2 separate regions of the Mus musculus genome follow, and region 1 is linked to region 2. Evidence: chromatin loops called from intact Hi-C (ENCODE). Cell type or tissue: heart. All regions are shown on one strand. Each heading gives the region's core, and the rest is flanking DNA. Links, peaks and the distances in the headings are about the cores only.

Region 1 (8,336 bases), core at 114-8,113, 51 kb before region 2:
GATGTCTCAAAGATTGCATGAGAACTATCTGAAGTTCCAGTCTATAAGCTAGAACAAAGATTCTTTATTTGTCTCCTTTCCCATGAGGCCAAATTAAGACCCATGGTGAGAACTTCAGAAATAGAATGTTCTTCTAAAAACTAGAATTAAAGTATCAGATGATTAGAAAAGTTGGTTGAAGTAAATCATTTAAGATCCTCTCCAAATCTAACCATTTGTGACTTTAATGGCCAGCTCTTAGGAACTCAAGCTCTGTGATATTCTTCACAATTGAAGGTGACCAACCAATATCATTCCCTAGGAGTTCAGAGTATGATATCTTTGCCAGAAGTCATGTCACCACAGGCATGTGACCCCATGAATCTCAAATGCAAGCAAGAATGGGACAGGAAGAGAGACATAGAAGAGGTCTTTCCACCTCTCTCCAAAGAGGACCCATATATCATAGAGACATGCCCCATAATCATTTTCATGTCAAATTGTTCTTTGCAAGGAAGAGCAGTCCATTTTAAAAAATAGTATAGTAAACCAAGAATATCAAGAAGAAATGAAGAAATCCAATGACTCCACCAAGACCAAAGCAACAGACTTGATTTGAATACTCTAAAGATTGCCAATTATGTCGTCATAATGCACACAGGAATATGAAATAATAGGAACCCAAAATACCAGGATAAGTTAAAGCAGAGAAAGCTGAAGCCACCAATAAAATTCCAAATGCAATGATCAATGAGATTCGTTTTGCCCGTTATCAAAAAAGCCCAGTAACAATTCAAGAAGAAACACAGTTACAAAGCCCCTTTCTTTCCCATGACTTGTCCTACAAAGTGCACAGATACAATCAGCATTTTTCTTATACTGACATTACTCCCCCGCAGCCACCCACCTCAGCATGATATTAATCATTGTGATGGAGCAACCAGAAGAACATCAGCAGGGTTTCCTTAGCTGATTACAAGGACGCACACACACACACATACATACACACACACAGACACACACACACACACACACACACACACACACACACACACACACATCTATTTCCCCATTTCTGCAGAGACAATGCCTATTAAGAAATATGGTCCTAATATCTGTCAATATAGGTTAATAAGTGAAGAATTCCCTATTACCTCCTATTATTAGAAACCAGTGGTTATCAATCTTCCTAATTACAACTCTTTAATACAGTTCCTCATGTTGTGGTGTTCCCTAACCATAAAATTATTTTCACTGTTACTACTTTACAACTGTAATTTTGCTACTGTTATGAACCATAATGTGAATATCTGTGCTTTCTGGAGGTTTTAGGTGAACCTTGTGAAAGGGTCTTATCTCCAAATAAGTTTCAATTCACAGGTTAAGAACTGATGTTATAGGCTGATTGCCTTTCCCAACCCCCTAGGGCAAAGCTACCAGGTCAAAATACTTGAGAGCTAATGACCACATATCCCCAGAGCCTATTTGTAGCTCCTAGACACTGATATAAAGCAACAGGTTATGCCATTTCTTGGTGTTTTCAGAAAAGGTTTTCAGTGTCAAAATATTTTTTTAAAGTCTATGTTTTTTATTCATTAACCATTACTTGTTTCTTTTATTGGTATGATCATTTGGTCAGTAGATGCTTTTATGAGGTCATCTCTTCAATGACTTTCCTAAACATAGGAAAACTAATTTGAAGTTAAAGTTAGGCATGTAGGAGACACTTGGTCTTTTTCACAGGCCTCTGTGGCCACTGAAGATATCAGAACCTGATGTCAGCCAGGATGCTGTCTATAAGAACATCTATCCTCCTTAACACCTCACTGAAGACAGATAATCAGCAAAAAATTATGAGAGTTTACCTGTAGTTGCACTCGTTGTGGGCTCCTGAGTCTGAGTTGTGGACTGTGAATTACCAAACCAAGACCATATCCAATTATTTTGTTTCTGAGCTGCTGCATGGCTTTTTGAGTGCACAGTTGAGGCAACTAGATTAATTATGAAAATAGTGTTTAGTGAGATTCACCTATATGAAACCTGTGTTCTCTGTCCTAATAGAATATCTCTATTTATTATAGAATGAGGGTTTCAAAAGGGAAGTTGAGGCCACTTTTATATTTCCAGACTCCTACTATCTAGCAGAATCTCAGGACAGCATCAACAAGGCAGATTAGGGCATGAAGTCAGTGCTTCTTGGTCTTCTACTCAACCCCTCTCAATCATGTCCAGAGCCAACTCAAGCAGCAAAGTAACTCTGATGGAGAGAGACTTCCTTTTCTCTTGATGGCGTCATTCAGCCACAACCCGGAGGTCTTCAGTGCAGCAGAGCTGACAGTGGCTTCCGTTAATTTATCTTCAGACATTCTTTGAGGATGCTTGTATCTTTCCTGTCTGTTCAGCATTACACCCAGGTAGTCTGTGACAGCTGGCATTTCAAGGCTCCACCCACACTCATAAGCACAACTTTAAACTTTATAGTTGGACAAGAATTTTGTAGAGGGTGTGTACCTAAAATGCTGTCGGTAGATAAAACTTTCTCCAGGGTCTATCACTTCCCCATATCGAGATGACAAAAGCAAAGAACTGTTGAACTCTATTCAAGTTAGAGAGAAGATAATAAGAACATTTTGTAATTAAAAAAAATATTTCATTTGACTTTTAAGTTGGATTGGTTTCCAGAATGTTCCCCCATAGTAACAAAATAGCAAATGCTATTGGGATCATTGTCTGAATCAGCTGGGGTTTTAAGAAAGAAAATGTTTTAGTTCAAACGCTTCCCTGAAAATCTAGGTTATGGTCTTCACATACTGCAGGTGATTCTTGCATACCATGAAGAACCTACTGGGTTCCATGCGAACTCCAGTTTAGAATGGGAGCATCACATATAACAAATGTCAAAGGTCACGTTAGTGAAAGCAGAGAGAGAAGGCAATTACAAGGCTCCCAGGAAGGCACCCACAAGAGGCTACAGACTGCCTCCTGTGGAAAACTGCACTGAAGATGCATAGTTTCTGACCCCTACCTGGAAGTACCCCAGAGAATGAGCTAAGAAAAAACGGACATACAGAAGACAAAATGAGCATGATATCACCTTCCTAAGTGGAGCTGTGTGAGAGGAGACAGTGAAAGAAGTGTCAGCCTAGGTGTGAGTTTTCAACTTGCCCCACCCATGTAAGGTCATGTAAGATGGAAAACAAATTATTCACTTTACACCCAGAAGACAGGAAGTAGTGCTGTCCAAGGCAGGAGCCTAGTTCCTAAATTAGTTTAGGCTTCTTGATTCCAGAGAATTCCAGATGACCAATAAGAAGGAACTGATGACACACCTCCAGGCAGATCCTTCCAAAAATAACATTTATAATAAGCAGCCAGTGGGATAACCCAAGCCTACAGAGCCTGTTGTTCTTGCTAGTTTTCCCAGTTGCCACCCACTGAGCACCCTAAAGGGAAGAATGAGCTGGCTAAGCCAGGCACAGCTTCTTCCATGTCCTCAGCCAGCCCAGCTCTTGACCTCTGCTCCCCTGCATGCTAATCTCCATCCACTCCCTCTCACTGTGTCTCAGCCCTCCACCCAACAGTGATAAGTAAGCCCTTGGGAAGCTCCTCATGGGACTTAAAAGGTAGGATTCTATTCAGAAGCTTAGATAGCATAGCTCTCTTGCTACCTGCTACATTCAAGTAAACTTAAACTGGTGGGCAAACTGGCCTCTCCTCCACACCCATTAAAAAGAACTAAGCCACATGCTCTCTAAAAAAGGGAAGGCAAAAGCTCCTTTTCCCTCGAATCCTGAGCTGCGTTTTAGGTACGCTTCGGTCACTCCCTTTCTTTGATTTCTGGGCTAGGATGCTGTACCCGTGAAGGGCGATCTGCCTCTGACCCTCATAAACCTCAGCAGTGTCTGGAGCAGAGAAGACACATGATATGGAGTGAATGGATGAAAACCTCACTGACCCTGGTTTCTTTTTTTGATATTCATAGAGGAAATGACCTGGGAGAGCACCGAAGCTTGAACTGATGTACCTTGTGGACGGATGGAGTCTGTGTACTTGTGCATGTGTGGAGGCTACAGGTTGACATTAAATTCCTCGATTGCTGTCCACCTTATTTTTGAGCTAGGATCTCTCACTGCACCTGAATTTGGCTAAATTGGTTAGGCAGCAAGCTGCAGGATACCTCCAGTCTCCATTACCCTTGTTACTAGGATACAGATGCGTGCTGCCATGCTCAACCCTGAGACTCTGAGTATTAGAATGGATCTGGTACAAAATTAGCACCTTAAGATGGATTCACTGACTGGCCAGATTGGATGGGGAAGGAGCAGTGCTTAGGGAATGGGTTAAGGATGCTAATATATTTGGCCAATTACCCCTCTTCAAGTACATGTGAAACTCCCACCCCACACAGGTTGGGACTCCAGCTGTATTCAATCTCCACATGACAGATTTTGTTCGAGGATGTTCTTTTGGGGTGGGAAATAGGACTTTAGGTTAGACCTGTTCTGCTTCCTTATCAGACCACTAATTACTGTATTTGCCAACATCTGTCAAAACTGCACATTCCAATGAGAAGCACGTCAGACACGGTTGCATCAAAAGGACAGGGGACCCAAGTAGGTGCACATAGCTCGCAATGTCACCTGCCTGCTCTGCAGAGGTCTCTGTGGAGAGGTATTTCCCAGGACACTACAGACAACAAGGTGACAAACCATCAGAGAGGAAGTGACCTGGGAGGGCGTGAGAAGCTTGTGAGCGTTGCCTCATGTGGATAGATGGAGTCCGTGTACTTAGGCATGTGCAGAGGCCAGGGGTTGACATCAAGATGTTATCCTGCTTGCTGTCCACCTTAGTTTTTGAGCTAGGAACCCTCACTGAAGCTAGAGCTCACTGACTTGCCCGGGCTGGCTAGCCAGTGAGCTCCAGGTTTTCCCCGTCTCTGTCTAGTATTAGGAGTGCAGATGCACACTGTCATGCTCAACTTTTTATGTAGATGCTGAAGATCAAAAAACTCTGGTCCTCATGTGCTTGCCTGGCAAGCACTTTACCCATTGAGCTATCCCCGAACCCCCGGAATCTGATGGGGGATTCTTTTTTATTTTTTGGAAAGGCTTCAAACAATTTCCTGAGAATGACTGGAATCCTGCACCCGTTCATATCAGCCTTCCCCCTCACTCAGCAACCTGATAACAGAAATCTAAAACACTGTTAAGTGAGTTCAGCTTGCTTCAGAGTGCTATGGAGGCTTCCTGGCTTCTGGGTGACAAGGGCCCTATCTTGTATATTCCCAAGCCAGTACGTTCCTGCCAAACGGTGAAAAAGCCAGAGTTCCACCCCTCTGAGTTTCAGCCAGGAAATGTGAAAATCCACACCATACTAGGAGGCTCAGTGAAGGCTTAGCTGCCCTTTTTGGGTGTGAATAATTCTCCACAGAAGGAGCCCGGCCATCTAAAACCTCATTCTAAAACAAACCATAGAGGAAGTGCAGAGAGGGAAGTGGAGGAGATAAAAATCTCTGAGCACCTTCCTAACAGAGCTCATCTGCACAAACCTGCAGCCACTCAATGCTGCATGGGCTGCCTCCCCTGCCATTGCCCACAGATACCTAATGCTCTTGCATTAGGGTCTTCCCCCACAAACTGCAATCCAGAACTCTACAGCAACAGAAGGTGATCAGAAAACCCCTCACTCTTGCTTCCTTTGGCGGGGGGGGGGGGGGGAGCATGGTTTGAAAATTAGGGTTAAGAATATGGATATTACACAATCAGAATCCTAAGAATGGATCCTTTAAGGCACTGATGGAGCATACACTCTACAGTCCTGACTTTAAGAGAACAGTTTTCTCTTAAAGAAAATGGCAAATGACAAGAATAAAACAAGCAACACCACAAATTATTTCTGTAACAGGTCGGAGGCACTGTTAAATCCTTAGGAGCAAGAGAAAATCGGCACCTTCCTGAGGAAACCCTGCCAATATGGCATTCCTTATCCCAAGGTAAGAGGTTCAGAGGTGAAGATGGTGGGGATCTGAAGGGGAGTAGAAGCCATGGCACAATGACCAGGAACACTGACAGGAACAAGAGCTGGACTCCCTAAATGATCTCACCCACAGCTAGATGTCTAGAGATGGCAGAAAACAGACCCTGGGGTGTGCGTTACTCAGGAAGGCCGTTGGCATTCTGTCAAAGAACTGCTAGAGGAAAACCCAGGATGCCATTCTCCTTACTGGTGGCCAAGGTGCTCCGGATAAAGAAGGAGTCATCCTGATCTCCAGTAGGCTGTTCAGTAGGAAGGTAGGTGTGCAAAATGTAGCTTTCTGGGGTGCTCTTCTCGATGGTGGAGCCGCTGCTGACATCGTCATCTATAATGTTTGAAGCATCGATGTCTTCTTGGTGTGTTCTATACTCGCCCTTCTTGCTGTAGCGAGTACCATCACGGTTGACAATAGCTGAAGGAGATACAGACACACCTTTAGAAATTCATAGCTGATATATCTTGAGTATAGGAAAGATAATGGATTGTCCTATAACATGACATTAAAGCTACTTTCTTTTTGCTTTAAAAAGAAATCTGTCTGTCTAATGCTCATATAGAGTGTGTGAGATGTTGAAATAGTCCACCCCCTTCACCCACATACTCTAGAAATGAGGAGAAAGTTGAAGTACTGGGAAGTCCCCACATTTAAATCTGAGTTTCGAATAGCTTTAGACAAGGTAAGCCTGTGAGCTTCAGTTTCTTCCTTAGTAAAGGAATGGTCCAGCCTTCTGGATGGGGTTGTCATGCGCTGCACATGATTCACTGTCATTAGCACTCAACATAGTAAGTGGTCAAAATAAGAAGAGGCTCAATAAGTGATGCTTCTCCCACCCTATATCGTCCCTGAAATATGTGTACATTTTGTTACTCTTGATTCCATCCCAACCCAGGAAGGATTTGAAATAGTAGTCACATAGCCTCCACAAAAAAAGGCATATATTTGCAATCCTTTAGAAAGATTCTTTTTAAAAGGTAACTTTTGTCAGTTTAATCAAACCCCAATTTCTGGCTAGAAAACTGGTTTGTCTAAATATTGACAGAGCTTCAACCATCCTCAGGGGAATTCAACCTTAAAATTAGCAAATATATATATATATATATATATATATATATAGTTTAATAAGAATCTTTAGTTTAATAAGAAAGTGACCAGAATGAACCAGAGGAGAAAAAGTAAAAATGAAATCAAATTCATTATCCATCCTTAAAACACATTTTCTGCCTTGATCCTCAGCCATTTGCTGCACACAGCTACTTATGTGTACTTTGCTGGAAACTGTTTCCTGCTGAATTGCATGTGTGGTACCAAGGATCCTTTGTTTCACTTACCTAGCTTAAATGAAACTTTCAGTTGGAAAAATGTCAACGTCTCAGTTACTCTGAACATCTAGCCAAGGCAATTTAAATTGTCTTATCATTTAAAGAATATTTACTTAATGTTTGTGAGTATATTCTATATGAATTTATATGTACCATGTGTGTGTAGGAGCCCACAGAGGCTGGAAGAGTGTGTTAGATTTTCTTGAACTGGAGTTATAGGCAGTTGTGGGCATCTGTGTTGGTGCTGGGAACTGAACCCAGGCTGTATGCAAACACAACTAATACTTTTAAAACTAAGACATCTTTCCAACCCCCAGATAATTTATAAAGAATGGAGGTTTGTTTAGATTATGGCCCTGGAGTCTAGGCTGAGACGCCAAGAACAGTGTCTGATAGGGACCTGCTGTGGGTCCCACTCGCTGCATCCTGTGGCCAAGGGCATCACATGGAGACACAGCAAGTGAGCCAGCTCAGGCCTCTCTTCCTTGCCCTATAAACCTACTGATATCATCAGGCTTCATCCTCTTTACTCCATCCAGTCCTAACTACTTCTCAAGGACCTCAATTCCATTTACTCTTAATGTGTGACATTGGGAGTTAAGTTTCTGTCACATGAATTCTTGGTGGGTGCAAGGCGGAGGGGTGGAAGTGACATATATTCAAACCATGTTATCGATAAAACTTCCGTAAATCTGGACTTTGGAGGAAATTTTTAGAAACCATGGAAACTGAGCATTCCTTAAGCATCTGATATGGGCCAGGCATGCATGAGACACATTAGAGTTGTATGATCATTCTTACATGTTGTATCATTATACATAAGAGAAGAGTGAAGCTTAGGGAAAGTTGATGCTCTAATATCACATGGTAGTTGTTGGGATGTGAAGCATTCTGTGGCTGCCACAGGCACAGGCCAAGTGAAAGGCTGGATTTACACAGTCTGGGAAGGCATCCCACTACTGCTGCGCCTATGTCCACACCCTCTGTTGGGGGCTGGCTCCAAG
Region 2 (8,336 bases), core at 172-8,171:
CAGAGACTGAACCACCAACCAGAAAATATGGGCTGGATTTCCACATATGTAGCAGATGTGTACATGTGTGTTCAAAAACAACTGGAGCAGGGGCAATCCCTGAATCTGCTGTCTGCCTGTGGATCCCATTCCCCTAACTGGGCAGCCTTATCTGGCCTCAGTGGGAAAGGATGTACCTAGTACTGCAGTAACTTGATGTGCTAGGGTGAGTTCGTACCCAGGGGGACCTTCCCCTTCTCAGAGAAGGAGGAAGGGGTATGGGGGAGGAAGTATGTGAGGGGAGACTGGGAGGAGAAAGGATGCTGCAATCGGGATATAAAGTGAATAAATTAATGAATGAATATAAATAAACAAATAGATAAATAAATGAAAAATAGGGTACTTCTAATTTTTCAGTAATGCTCAAGAGTCATATGAAACAAGAAAGGTTTGTCTTGGGTACCATTTTTCTTTAGGGTAAGATATGGTGATCATAATTCTTAAACTCAAACTGAATATATTGAGCCATAAAATACAAAACTGTGATGAGTGTGTAGGTAGCACTGAAAGTGTTAAAAATGTTATACCACGTGCTCGCTTCGGCAACACATATACTAAAATTGGAAAGATACAGAGAAGATTAGCATGGCCACTGCGCAAGGATGACACGCAAATTCGTGAAGCGTTCCATATTTTTCACAGAAGTTGATGCTCACAGTCAGCTATTGGATGGATCGCAGGGCTCCCAATGGAGGAGCTAGAGAAAGTACCCAAGGAGCTAAAGGGATCTGCAACCCTATAGGTGGAACAACATTATGAACTAACCAGTACTCTGAAGCTCTTGACTCTAGCTGCATATGTATCAAAAGATGGCCTAGTCGGCCATCACTGGAAAGAGAGGCCCATTGGACTTGCAAATTTTATATGCCCCAGTACAGGGGAACGCCAGGGCCAAAGAGTGGGAGTGGGTGGGGAGGGGAGTTGGAGGGGGGAGGGTATGGGGAACTTTTGGGATAGCATTGGAAATGTAAATGAGGAAAATACCTAATAAAAATATTTTTTAAAAATGTTATGCCACACCCCAGATTGACCGCACCTTCCTCCTCACCACTTCAGGTGAAACACTGGGGCTCCCACAGTACTCCAGAGACTTCAGTATTTCAAAGATGTCCTCACACCCTAACGGAACAGGCAACTCACCAATCCCTGTCTCCCATGGTCTGCTTCCTCTGGGGGAAAAGAAGGGTTGGTTTTTTTTCCTTAGTGATCTTTAAAGTTCCCATTTTTGAGTCTGTGACAGTGAATCAGGAAACTTTTAGGGAATGAATGGAAGGAGATCTGTCATAGACTAGGAATTTTGTGTGGTCCAGCATCCCCTCCTGCGTAAGGGGAAGTTGGCAGAAAATAGAATTTTTTTTTTTCTCCTCAGCTGCCAGAGTCTCCCAACACATTAACTCCTCACTGTATTTTAGAAGGAAATAGATGTTCTGTGTGTACCCGGGAGTAACTGAGTGAATGGAGATACTTCAGCAAGGACAGGGCTTGCTTCCTTACTTCTTCACCTGGGAAGGCCTAGCCTACACTCTAACTGCCAATGCTCAGAGGAAGCAGAACGGTGCCTGCTGTCCCCAAGTCCCAAGACTCCCAGATGAACCCCATCTTCCTCAACAATAGAGGTACAGTTTCCTAACCACGATCTTTGGAAAGGGAGAGGAGAGATGCAAGTGGACACTTGTCCCCTCTGCCTTTGGTCTAGGGCCACTTTCTTCCCTTGGGGGAGAAGTTGCTTTAGGCCTCCACCACTTCTCTACCGTTTGACTGCCAGCACAGTGATGGATGCTTCCTCCTCTTACGCCACCCCTCCCCAACGCCCCTCCACCTCCATTCCCCACCCTCCCCACCCTCAGCCCCACCACCAGCAACTTTGCTGGTCTCAGTGCTTCCTCATCATCTTCCCAAACCAGTCACTCCCAGAATGGGGCAACCATGATGCCTCTCTTCTCCCTCCCCTTTCTCTTTCACACACATCCTGTGCTAAGTCACATCTCATTTCAGAGTCTCAGTTCCTTCATCGGCTTTACAAGGGCGTGAAAGCCAGGGTCCATGGAGCTGCTGCTACTGGCACCAGCTCTACTTGTCCTGGAGCCACACTGTACAACAAGAAGGTAGAAACCCCAAGGCAGAAGAGAGCCTGCTGGCCTCAGAACCTGACTCCAGGGGGGGTTGGAAGGGCAACAGGTATCTGGGAGTAGACCTTTTAGAATAGCCGGGAGACAGGCCAGGAAAATGTGGGAGTTCGGCTCCTCAGCCCCAACAAAGGTGGGAGCAGTGTGCCAACCTTCCTCCTGTCCTCTGAGGTCAGGTCCAGGCTCTCTCTGTCCTTCCCTCATCCATCCTGAATGTTTCTGCCTTCCAATGGATCCTAGGAGCTCTGGCTCCCTATGGGAGCCTCCACTGCAGCCTCTGCTGGCTAGACTGTTACTGTCCCTGAAGGTCTTTTCAACTTTGTCTAGCACTTGCTTTTAGATATCCCATGGCAGTCTAAGCTAGGGAACTTAATGAACCCAAGTTCACACCCAGCCCCACTCCTTGCTGTGTGACTAGGGGAAGTCACCTAACCTCTCTGAGCCTCTGTTTCCCTACTGGTAAGGTGTTGGGGGGAGCATTTGTCACCAAATCACCATGAGGATAAAATGAGATAGCTTATGTGAATTACCTAACATAGCACAGCAAAGAACACACACACAAATGGCCAATAGTGTCCTACTGCAATTATTATTTGCATTACTTCTGCATCAGCATTCAAAATTTAACATTCAACAATGGAGGTGCGATTTTCTAATCCCAACGTACCATGTCTAAAAAGAAAAAAAAACCCAGTTTGGCACCCCTTACCCCCAGAACTGGATTTAGTAATTCTTGTTGAGAGGAACTCACTGAAGTCTGAGCTGACTTAATGACCTAGCTGGCACTTCTTCAAAGAAAATTTAACTATGCTGATGATAACCAAAGCCTTCGTGGAATTATCTGTTCATATATAGATAAAGGAGGGGGGACGCTTGAAAATGAGCCATACTGGATATTTGGCCCAAGCTCCTCCTCTCCACAGCCACCAAAGTCACCAACCACATTTAGATGGGATATTAGGGACTGCGCTAAAGTTCACAGGTTACCCTGATACAGGTCCCCTCCTGCTCTGAGGCTGCCAGGCAGCAAATATGAACCCTGTTGCTGTTTGACTTTGCCTAGACTGCAAGCACTGCGCGGCTGGTCGAATTATTGCTCCGGTTATGTGTCCTCCTTGGTCCATGTTGGAACCTTTAGGCCACTCAGAGCCTCACACAAACCAGTTCAAACTCCCACAAGCTAAAATAAAGCCGTTGGTGACCAAAGCTGACTTTAAGAGCCCCGAAAACTAGTCAAAGCTGGGACCCACTGTCTTCAGCTTTTCAAGGCTCCTTTCTGAAAAGCTCATTGCCCAATCTCTGGCCTGTAGCTATGTGCACACCTTGGGGAGTGCTCTACAGGTCTGTTCCAGTGTCTGCCTCTACCTGCCTAGCCACAGTTAGCCAGGCTTGGGGAGCCCTTGAGCACCAGAGCCTGTTAGTCGGGACAGAGGCTGCGGGCATCCAAGAGTACAGTTACTTTTGAGCCATGTGCTCCAGCAAGCATGGGGACCTCGCCCAAAATCTGCGGGCAACTTGCCCAGCAAACTTTCTTCTCCCTTTCTCTTTTCCTTTCACCAAAGCAGCACTTCCCAGGCGTAAACTCTTTCCAATAGCATAGCCCCAAATCCCAGCTTTGCTTTGCTAGCCCAATTCACTACAGTCCCTCCCCAGGGCGATTCAACCCAGAGGCATCCAGCTGGAGTCCTCAGGCGCGGTGGCGGGCCACTCACCGATCTGCTGATGTGGATGTGCCAGGCTCAACTGCAAGAGGCAAAGTCCCCAAGCTGTGTGCCACCAAAACTTGTCCATGGCGTGCTGGATGAAACGGAGGGATCTAGTCGCCTCTGGAAAAGGGTCGTGGGGAGAAGGGCAACGAGGGTGAATGGAACCTGTCACTGGCTGGGGGCTGCTGGGCAATGAGACCGCTTCGGAAGTTGGCTGTGGTTTTTATTCCAGGCTTTGAAAGAGTGAGTGACCTAAGAGGGAGGGAGCGCGCGAAGGACACACCCAAAGCGAGGGGGCTGTGACTAAGCAGCCAACGGAAGTTTAAAGACACACCAGCCTGCTTTCGCTACTGCCCCTGCACTCCTGCCCTGCTCTCTTGGACAGAAGAGAATGGCCGCCCCCCTCCCCCCCCCAGCCCCCGTGCGCCCACGTTCTCCAGGGCCACTCCACAGGCTTCCTACCCTGGCCCAGCCTACCAGCCTATGAGAAGCGCTGCCTGGGACAAGGAGAATGACTGAGTTCTAAGACCTCGCCCCTCTCAGTTAAATCTTCCAGTTTCTCCTTTGCCACTAAACTTGGGAACCTGGCTAGGGAAAGACTGGTTTTCCCAGGAAGCTGAGGAAGCTGGACTTATCTTAGGGAGGAACTGAAGAAAGAAAGAGGCTGAAGGGAGAGAGAGAGAGAGAGAGAGAGAGAGAGAGAGAGAGGGAGAGGGAGAGATCCATCCTAGTGGAGAGTGCTTTCCTGGCCAGGGTGGGGACTGAAAAGTGGGGAACTTGTGGGAGTGTTCTTTCCTCTTTCCCTCTGAGAGAAGTCCAAACCGCTCATCTGATCTTTGATCCGGGGAAAACCCAAGGGTGCTCAACACATTTCATTCATGCTCTCAAAATATCTACCAATTTCTTAAATCCTTCTCGGACTCACAATCCACCCATCCATTCCTCTGTCCACCCATCTTCCTTCTGCAAATGCACTAATCTAGCCATACTACACCTGCCCACCAATTCTTGTATTCGCCCACCTGCACAACTTTTCAATCCTTTTCACACCCCTCCTCAGCTCATATCTGTTCATCATATTTCCTATCCATCCCGACGCACATACATGGTTCCCGTCTCTCATTCTACCCATCCCCATATCCACTCACACATTTAACTGTTCTTTCTTGTTTACATTTTATATTCTCTTTGCTGCAAACTTTAATACATTCAAATTCCCCTTTACATCTTGATACATTTCAAAGAGGGATGCACATTTGCCATAGTCTTCAAGGGAGAAATCTCAAGGCTGAAAATCGGGGAAAATCGTATGTAAAATTGCAATTCCCTATCTTCTCTAATACCCTGCAAGTTGCAATTTGGATATCAAAAGCTCTGTTTATTTTTAATGTGAACTAAATCTGAGTGGACTTCTTGCTGAATGAGAAACACAGAAGGCATGGCCAGGGCAGGACCCGGAATGAATCATGCCAGAATTTCTGAAGGAAAATGATATTTTGGGATTTACTGAAAGAAACTGAGAAAGTGAGAGAAATGTACACAGCCACCTGTCCATCCATTTATTCATCAAGCACGTAATGAGTGCCAGAGGGTTTCAAGAGAAGCAATCCTGGTTTGGTCTAGGCACTAGCTCCCACACAAGCCAGTGGCTGCTGCAGTATAAAATATACTGCAAACTACAGCTAGGACTGGGAAGATGGCACAGTGATAAAGTGCTTGCTGCCAAGCATGGGACAAGTTAGATCCTTGGAACCCACATGGTGCCTTAGGCAAGTTGTCCTCTACCTGTCACAGGCCTGCCACATACACACAATTAATAACTGTTAAAATGATTAAAAATAATCATTTTATTTTTCAGCCAGCTTTTTCTGTGTATAGACTAAAAGTATTCGTAAGAATTGCATTTGTTCCGAGTATCTACAAGCTTTTTGCTTTTGACTATTTTGTGAACCACACAACTTAACTGCTATGTATCACATATATAATACACGACATTCCACTTTGTTAGGTACTACAAATATGCAGCAGCGATTAGAAGAATATGTGTGGGTTATATGTAAATACTGAGCCATTTTACATAAGGGAATTCATCTTCTGAAGGTTGCATATGAAGCTTGGGTTTTCTGAAAGTGATCTGCTGAGAAGGATCTCTGTCTGTCTCTGTCTGTCTCTGTCTGTCTCTGTCTGTCTCTGTCTGTCTCTGTCTGTCTGTCTCTGTCTGTCTCTGTGTCTGTCTGTCTCTCTGTCTGTCTCTGTCTGTCTCTGTCTGTCTCTGTCTGTCTCTGTCTGTCTGTCTCTGTCTGTCTCTGTCTGTCTCTGTCTGTCTCTGTCTGTCTGTCTCTGTCTGTCTGTCTCTGTCTGTCTCTGTCTGTCTGTCTCTGTCTGTCTCTATCTCTGTCTGTCTCTGTCTGTCTCTGTCTCTGTCTGTCTCTGTCTCTTTCTGTGTGTGTGTGTGTATGTGTGTGTATGTGTGTGTGTGTGTGTGTGTGTTTAGGATGCCACCAGTCCTGCAGTCCGAGGAAAGAAGTCACAATATTTTCTTGGAAACACTAATGTGACATCTCAAGAAAGATGATACTTTGGGCCAAGGTGTGGAAAGAAAATGAATCCTTGAGACATTGCTGGGACAGGTCCCCCGCAGGGAGTTCTCTTGTTGAGGAGTAACAGGCATTCAAAACTAGAGTACCTATCTCTCAGTCCTGTTCTGGCTGCTTACTACTTTATGGCCTCAAGATAGGCAAAGAGCTTTTATATGCCTCCATTTCCCTGAATACAAAAACGGGTTCAATAGTAGTGTTCACTTCATAGGACTGACAATGAAGGAACAGCTTTGAAAGCCTTGCATCTCTTAAACACTGGATGTGTCTATGCATGTATGTTTGTACACATGTGTATTTTGTATGATATATATACATACATATATGTATATATATACACATATATATACACACACACATATATATGTATATATATATATATATATACATATATATATATATATATACATATATATATATGGCTTGAATATTATATCAGATGAAGAGTCTGAATGTATGCAGCAAGAACAATGACTAGAGAACTCTGAAGGGGCCAGGTTGTAAACTTCAAGGAACTTTGCACTTAGTCTTATAGAAAGCCGAGAGCCATTTAATGTTTTGAAAATGATTTTTGTGTGAAACACACTTAAGTTTACTGTCTTATATACATGCAAGTGCAGAAAAGTGGCATTTAGTTAATTCACAGTGCTATGCCCCTTCACAACTTCATTGTGGGTTTTTCAATAAGGGAGAGCCTTATGGTAGTATGTTTAAAGACATCGATAGCAGTGATCGGGCTACAAAAATCACTGGACCACTATCTAGCCAGTCTGTGCCTGGCAGGGCAGTGTGACTCAACGGTCTGCCTTTCTGAGACGGAGAAGACACCTCTCAGCCTCATCTGAACAGAAGCACTTTAGAATTTGTCAGTAGGTGGAAAGAGCTGGCCTTTCTGTTGTTTGAGACCTAGAGACCATTTATTTCAAATTATAAAGGCCTCCACCTCTTGGGTTAAACATCCTAGTGAGTGTGGGGAATTATGAATGAAGAGTAATTTTTGTCATACTTGCTTTGGAGGAAAGAAGGGAAATAGGTAGTTACTAGGAAGGATGTTTTGTGGAACCCCGGGGTTCCTTTGGGAGCCCTTCAGAAAAGGACAGAGGCCAAACTGAAGATTCACAGTGAGCTATGTTCTTCCCTTGTCCCTCAGCCTGCATGACATGGTGTGTCAGTTTTTTATATCAGAATACCATGAGAGAGTTCATTTTGACAAAAGATTCTGAAAAACAAACAAACAAAACAGAAAGAAAGAAAGAAAGAAAGAAAGAAAGAAAGAAAGAAAGAAAGAAAGAAAGAAAGAAAGAAAGAAAGGAAGAAAGGAAGAAAAGAAGAAAGAAAGAAAGAAAGAAAGAGAGAGAGAGAGAGAAAGAAAGAAAGAAAGAAAGAAAGAAAGAAAGAAAGAAAGAAAGAAAGAAAAACAACCTCAGACCTGCTTTGTTGGTGTGCTTTGCACTTGTTCAGTAAACAATACTGCCCAAAGGTGTGTGGAAGAAGATAAGGGGGAGCTGACTGAAAGTGCGCTGCAAGCTGCAGAGAGACATGCAAATTCTGTAGAAATTATTATTAGGATTTTTCTCCCATAGGGGAAGGGCTGGCTGTCTCTTCCCGATAGTTCAGTGAGGGGTTGAGACAGCTTGCCCTGGTGCCACAAATGACTCATTTTCAATAATAGACTAAGTCAGGCTAGTCCTTGGGAATTCCTGGATTATCTCTGGGTCTCTTGTTATCCCCTTTTTAAACACCTCACTCACACCATAGGCCACCGGGTCTTATCCATCTTCTTTCTCCTTTGCACCTCTATAAAAGCAATAATCCTTAAAATAATTTACTTCAGGTGTTTGCTATCAGTTGTGCATTGCATCGGTCAT

What was found. A loop is a pair of places that touch in the nucleus more often than their neighbours do. Peaks named below come from ENCODE experiments on the same cell type or tissue, not always from the same donor. Only the 100,000 strongest peaks of a DNase experiment are listed, where the experiment ranks them.
Region 1: a loop joins it to region 2, with 2.2 times the contacts of the local background. A loop is called at or near these places in 5 of 42 quality-filtered maps.

What each region holds. Positions count from the first base shown.
Region 1 is chr2:102,846,813-102,855,148 of GRCm38, forward strand. Cd44 (CD44 antigen) reads right to left here. Exons shown (of 9, transcript NM_001039151.1): 5 at 6,203-6,424. Among named protein-coding and RNA genes, the nearest start is that of Gm23731, 47 kb to the right of the region's middle. In heart, for the core only: no CTCF peak of the experiment used is centred there; a DNase peak (open chromatin) is centred at 3,439; H3K27ac peaks cover 1,422 bases.
Region 2 is chr2:102,897,391-102,905,726 of GRCm38, forward strand. It overlaps Cd44 (CD44 antigen), which reads right to left and starts at 4,275. Exons shown (of 9, transcript NM_001039151.1): 1 at 3,878-4,275. The coding sequence starts at 3,956. Gm23731 (a small nuclear RNA gene) reads left to right here and starts at 570; the gene lies at 570-676. In heart, for the core only: no CTCF peak of the experiment used is centred there; DNase peaks (open chromatin) are centred at 2,141, 3,631 and 4,111; H3K4me3 peaks cover 3,365 bases; H3K27ac peaks cover 1,702 bases.